Regions from separate parts of the Homo sapiens genome. Here region 1 is linked to region 2. The links are chromatin contacts, found by Hi-C in ENCODE. All regions are on one chromosome and are shown on one strand. Each heading gives the region's core, a stretch centred on a gene start or an enhancer-like site at or near the end of the contact. The rest is flanking DNA. Distances are from core to core; before and after follow the strand shown. Region 1 overlaps BABAM2 (BRISC and BRCA1 A complex member 2). Region 2 overlaps RBKS (ribokinase).

What was found. Hi-C counts contacts between places; a loop is a spot of excess contacts on that map. Pooled maps may share reads with other maps.
Region 1: a pooled map of heart left ventricle shows a loop between it and region 2 (2.1-fold over the local background). The contact joins two enhancer-like sites. A Hi-C loop is called at or near these places in 1 of 50 pooled maps.

The regions. Positions count from the first base shown.
Region 1 is chr2:28,171,306-28,174,172 of GRCh38, forward strand. The region is part of intron 7 of BABAM2 (BRISC and BRCA1 A complex member 2); the gene reads left to right. The region is part of intron 1 of LOC100505736 (a long non-coding RNA gene); the gene reads right to left. Among named protein-coding and RNA genes, the nearest start is that of BABAM2-AS2, 140 kb to the right of the region's middle. Within about 2 kb of position 1,251, at least 2 of the 41 ENCODE cell types and tissues checked have a DNase peak (open chromatin) inside an H3K27ac peak, as active enhancers do.
Region 2 is chr2:27,829,195-27,832,266 of GRCh38, forward strand. All of the region lies in intron 6 of RBKS (ribokinase), which reads right to left. Among named protein-coding and RNA genes, the nearest start is that of MRPL33, 59 kb to the left of the region's middle. Within about 2 kb of position 1,662, at least 2 of the 41 ENCODE cell types and tissues checked have a DNase peak (open chromatin) inside an H3K27ac peak, as active enhancers do.

The sequences.
Region 1 (2,867 bases), core at 1-2,500, 340 kb after region 2:
AAGATGATGATGGGTTTCTCACATCCTGATAATACCTGATAGCTTTCAAAGCACTTCCTATATGTTTTTTGTTTTGGAATGATCTACTTTCAGGAATGGTTAGCGACCCACTACTGGAGGTGGTCAACCACTGCGTGCATTTACAAGGTTGCTATGAAGAGAGGATCAGTCCCTGAATGGTGCCTTCTGGCTAGGGAGTGGAGGGGACGGGCTGTCCTTTCCTACTTTCCTGTCTAGTAGATCTTCCCGTAATAAAGGCATTTTTTAAGCAGCCTGTTTTCTTACTATCTTGAAGACATGGGAAAGGAGGGAAATCCATTGTGTTCTGATTGTTTTCCATGTTTAGTGCTTTATGCCTGTTTTTAATTGGACTTTTGTGGTTGAGATTTTCATTTACCCCTTTCTTGGAGTACCTTCCAACTCTATATTAATTAATAAATTATGTCATGGATATGTGGGCTGGCTCTCCTAGGTATGTGTAGCACCTGGAACATTTTTAGTGATTGTTAAGAGGTATGTCAGTGAAGTTTATAGATTGAAACCTTTTGTTCTTCGATTTTAAAATTAATTTCATTTTCTTCCCCTCAGCTTAGAAGCAATGGCTACTCAATTTCTTTGTATGTATAATTTTAGAACAAAGGACTTTCTTAATATGTTATATGCTATTCAGAGTTTACTTCAGGGATGTGATTAAAAGGGAATGGAAGCCAAAGGAACTCAGGAAATGGAACCCTGCTAAACATTACCTGTGTCTTCTGTGTTTTGTTTTGTTTTGTTTGAAATGTGTGTGTGTGTGTGTGTGTGTGTGTGGTGTGTGTGTATAATCCAGCATACTATCCTTAATAGAATTGATCATTCCTTTTTTTCTGGATCTGTAGCATCATCAGATGTGTGCATTCATTTAGGACTTCGAAGAACATCATCTGCAATAATATACGTAGTTTTGTCCTCCCTATCTTTAATTGTTCCATATTCACTGTGTTAATTTTTCTCATCAAAACAACAAGGACAGGTTCTTAGGAGAGTATGGAGGATCTCCTCTGAAGGGTTACAGAGCAGGGAAGATGCATGTGTGTTTCATGGCTCCCTACCCACCCCGTGTGGCCCTAGTACATCCCATCCTGCGTGTATCTACTTTCTTGTCTGATTTCTGTGGCTTCTTCAGACAAGAAGCACACTACACAGTGACTGGGTCAGAAGTCCAGGGCTGCAGGACTCTGCCCAGGCATGTCTGTTTTCCCCAAAGTATCCTAGAACTGCACTTTCTATCAACTTATGTTTCCCTGTGAAGAAAACCTTGTCTCAGCGAGGTGTGGCTGTTCTCAGAGTACTGTGTGTATATGCACGTGGGTGGGTGTGGGTGTGCATATATGTGTAATGGGGACGAACGAGTATTCCTGTACCTTCTTGTTGAGTAGAAGAAAAACATCAAGTTCAAAGTATCACCAGCAGAGCATTCCAAATATGCTTTCCGGGAGTTTACAATTTAAAGCAGCCTTAAAAATCTATAACCTTGTGTATTAGTCAGCTCAGGCTGCCATAACAAAGTGCCATAGACTGAGTGACTTAAACAATAGAAATGTATTTCTCACAGTTCCAGAGGCTAAGAAATCCAAAATCACTGTGCCAGCCTGGTTGGTTTCTGGTGCAGCCTCTCTTCCTGGCTTGCAGATGGCAGCCTTCTCGCCGTGTCCTCTTATGGCAGAGAAAGTTTGTGAACTGTCTGGTTTCCGGTCTTATAAAGACACTAATCCCATTGAACCAGGGCCCTACCCTCATAACATTATCTAATGTTAATTACATCCCAGAGATACTATCTCTAAATATTATCACACTGAGGATTAGGATTTTAACATTTGAATTTTGGGGTGACACAAACATTCATTTCATAACACCTCCCTTGAGTTAGCCTTGTGGGGGTTGCCCTGGTACAGGTTACCATTTACTTCTGATAAGACTCTAATTTACTTTTGGCAAAAACTGACTAACCACATATAAATAAGTGATTTTATTTACCTTTTCCCCCATTTGGTGCATACAATTTACCATGTAGTCCAAGCCTTTAGGCCTCACAAGACTTCAGCTCAGGACCAGGTAGGCTGCCAGTTCGTCCCCCATATCCAAACAGCCCCGGGAGAGAGAAGGGAGAGAATTTTTAAAATGACAATCCTGGGATGTCCTACGGTTTAGAGCACTGGGAGGTGTACTTGTAGTCATTAAAAAGCAACTGCAGTGACCCAGCATAGTGCTAGTAATCTGGCTCCCAGGCCGTTGAGCGCAGCAGGGAGCAAGACTTCAGGATCACACTGCGTGTGGCTTTAATGTGCACAGACTGACTTCATGCTGGGACCACAGCATCCCTAATCTTTCCTTGCTGTTTTTAGACTTTTAATTCAGCTTAGGTCTAGATGTTGGATTGACATGATATTGTCCTTTCTGTTTGATTTATCAATTCGTCGTTTGATAGTATACTGTCAAGAAATCAGTGACAGCTTTGTATTGCCAGTGAAAAGTCCTGATAGCTTAAAGCATTCAATAGTACAGGTTGGTACATGACCTTTGAGTTTTCAAACCTTGGATATAATCCATGAGAAAACAAAAAATAAAGACAAGATTGATAAATAGGATTTATAAGGGTTGACAGAATTAGGAGGATGAAGGGCAAGATAAAGATTAACCATACATTCCCTAAATATACAGGTATTCAGGTGAAAAACAACAAAAAAAAAGTTATTGAGGGATGAGATCCCTTGCTTTTGATTAGAATGGTACCTTCCAGCCAATTCAAATAAAATCGCTCAAGCTAGTTTATCTGTCTGTGAAGCACATTTCTCTGAATAGTTTTAATTTTCCTCTTAGTCTTCATA
Region 2 (3,072 bases), core at 412-2,911:
GAATTTTATTATATGAATTTCATCTTGGGCAAATTCATCTGTAGGTTGTTGATTGTGCTGGGTGAATTTTGTAGCATTATGTTTTTCATTTGCAGGCTCACTTTACTTACTGTGAGTTGGAAAGCTGTCACACATCAGTTCCCACCTGGTTGATCCCTGCTTTTCAGTGTTTTTTTTTTTTTTTTTTTTTTGAGACAAGAGTCTTGCTCTGTCACCCAGGCTGAAGTGCAGTGGGGAGATCTCGGCTCACTGCAACCTGTGCCTCCCAGGTTCACACGATTCTCCTGCTTCAGCCTCCTGAGTAGCTGGGACTACAGGTGCATGCCACCACACCTGGCTAATTTTTGTATTTTTAGTAGAGATGGGTTTTCACCATGTTGACCAGGATGGTCTCGATCTCCTGACCTCGTGATCCACCTGCCTTGGCCTCCCAAAGTGCTGGGATTACAGGCGTGAGCCACCACGCCCAGCCCTCAGTGGTTTTACAGTAGCTTCCCCCAGGTACACAAGAGTCTCTAAACCAAAACCAGGTATTATATTGGCAATAGGGAGTTCTTGCTCTGCTGTTTCTGGGGCTACTGCCAGTCCAGTCACTAAGTCAGTGGTTGGCTTGGTTTACTTCTTGGTCAGAGGCTGTGTCTCTGTCCTGCTAACTCCTCAGTTTGGGGGCCTTAAATATGCTTCAGGCAGCAGGGGTAGCAGGTTCCTCCCCCTTTCACTGTTAGCAGGGGAGCCACAGCCTAGCATGTATGGTTTCCATCTGTGGGCTCGGCTCCAGTCCGCTATAAATGGCACACTTTTAGTATCCATGACCCACAGCGGGTGAACTTCCTGCCACTTCTGCCTGTTTCTGGGGCTAGTGTACAGCCAGCATATCAAGGGCTGAATGCTCTGTGAGGCTGTTCCATTTCTGATCTGTGGAGTTATTTATCTTGTTTTAGAGCTTGTAAGTATCTTTTCATTGTGTCCATTAGTATTTACATATCAGTGGTTTGTGTTTGGAGCAGAGTGAGTATCATAAGCATGAATTTACATTATTGCTGTGATTAGAGTTCATCTATAAGAACATTAAGCTTTTTTTTTTTGAGACAGAGTCTCCCTGTAGCCCAGGCTGGAGTGCAGCCGCCTGATCTTGGCTCACTGCAACCTCCACCTCCCAGGTCCTGGTTCAAGCAATTCTCCTGCCTCAGCCTCCTGAGTAGCTGGGCTTACAGGCACGTGCCACCATGCCCAGCTAATTTTTGTATTTTTAGTAGAGACGGGGTTTCACCATGTTGGCCAGGCTGGTCTTGAACTCCTGACCTCATGATCTGCCCACCTTGGCCTCCCAAAGTGCTGGGATTACAGGCGTTAGCCACCGCGCCTGGCTCCAGAACATTAAGCTTTTAATGTTTTTCTTTCTTCCATTAAGTTTCTGAGACCAGTTTCCTTAAAGACCAGAGTTCTTTCATTTATTTATTTCATAAGCATTTACTAAGTGCCAGCTATGTGCAGGTACAGTGTAGCAGATGTTATTTTCCAAAGATAACTGTATTAACCTATATCATATCACACATCCTGGTTTTACACTGTGCCAATGACAATCTTCTAGTAAGGGGTGGGGTACTAGGGTGGACCTTCCTGCTTAAATCAATAGAATGAGTCAGAAGTGATGCCGTGTTACTTCCGAAGCTAACTCATAAAAGCCAACATGGCTTCTGTGTCTCCTTCTCACGGGAAGCTGGATCTTGAAACCCAGCTACCATATTATGAGGAAGCCCAAGTCACACGTAGAGGCCATGTTTACATGTTCTGGCCAACAACCTCATTATGCCCCCAGCTGAAAGCCAGCATCAACTGTCAAGCAGGTGAATGAAGAAAAGTTCCAGCTCTCAGCCTTTGCGTCTTCCAACTGAAGCCCCAGGCATCGCGTGGGAGAGTCAAACCATGCTATCCCCTGTGTGAATTCCTGACATGCAAAAACTGAGAGTGACAATAAATAATTATTGCTGTTGTAAGCCAGTACATTTTGGAGGTATTTTATTATGCAGCAATAGATAACTATATACACAGGGATAGCCATCAGGGATACAACAGTGAATAAGACAGATGTCTCTGACCTCATGGAACTTGTAATTTAATGGAGAAGACAGAAGAATTGAATAAGTAATTTGAGCTGTGATGAACATTTGAGGAATAAATAGAGTGCTCTTCAAGTATCTAGCAGGAAAATTTAGGCCAGTTTGGCAGTTGAGGGTACTCTAACCTCTTATTGTGAAATGATCGCTATTTCCCACAATTCCTTCTTCCTAGCATGGTGGTTGCTCAAAAATATTGCATAACCTATTGTGGTTTGTTAAAATTAGTTTCTTTGTAGCAGTCTTCTTTCTTGTTTCCTCTATGTTTTGAGAGATGAAATTATCAAGAAAGCAGGTCAAGAAATCCTAAAAGCCTTCATATAGACTTTAAACCAAATGGAAAATTAGGCTGGGTACAGTGGCTCACACTTGTAATCCCAGTACTTTGGGAGGCTTGATTTAGCCCAGGAGTTCGAGATTAGCCTAGGCAACATGGCGAAATCCCGTCTCTACACAAAATAAAAAAATTAGCCAAGCGTGGTGGTCCCAGCTACTTGGGAGGTTGAGGTGGGAGGATTGCTTAAACCTGGGAGGTAGAGGCTGCAGTGAGCCATGATGACACCACTGCATTCCAACCTGGGTGAAACAGTGAGTTCCTGTCTCAAAAACAAAAAGTAGAAATTTAACTATTATGGTTCATTAATTTCTTTCTCTCCATGTTGCCTTTACTAACGTGTATACCTGCATCCCATTGATGGGCGAGAGCTCTGTTCTAATGCTGTCTGGCTTATAAAAAGGGAGAAATATTGAAATTTTCTTCCCAACAATATTTAAGAAAGGGTGGTACAATATCCTTTCTTATTGTACCAGTTGATAGATAGTCTGTTCAGATGATACATCATGACACAGGGTCTTCACTACAGAATGTAGCAGATCTTCCAGGAGTTGTATACTAATTAGCGTTTGGCAGACAAACTACAGGAAGCTCAGTTAAATTTGAATTTAAGATAAATGA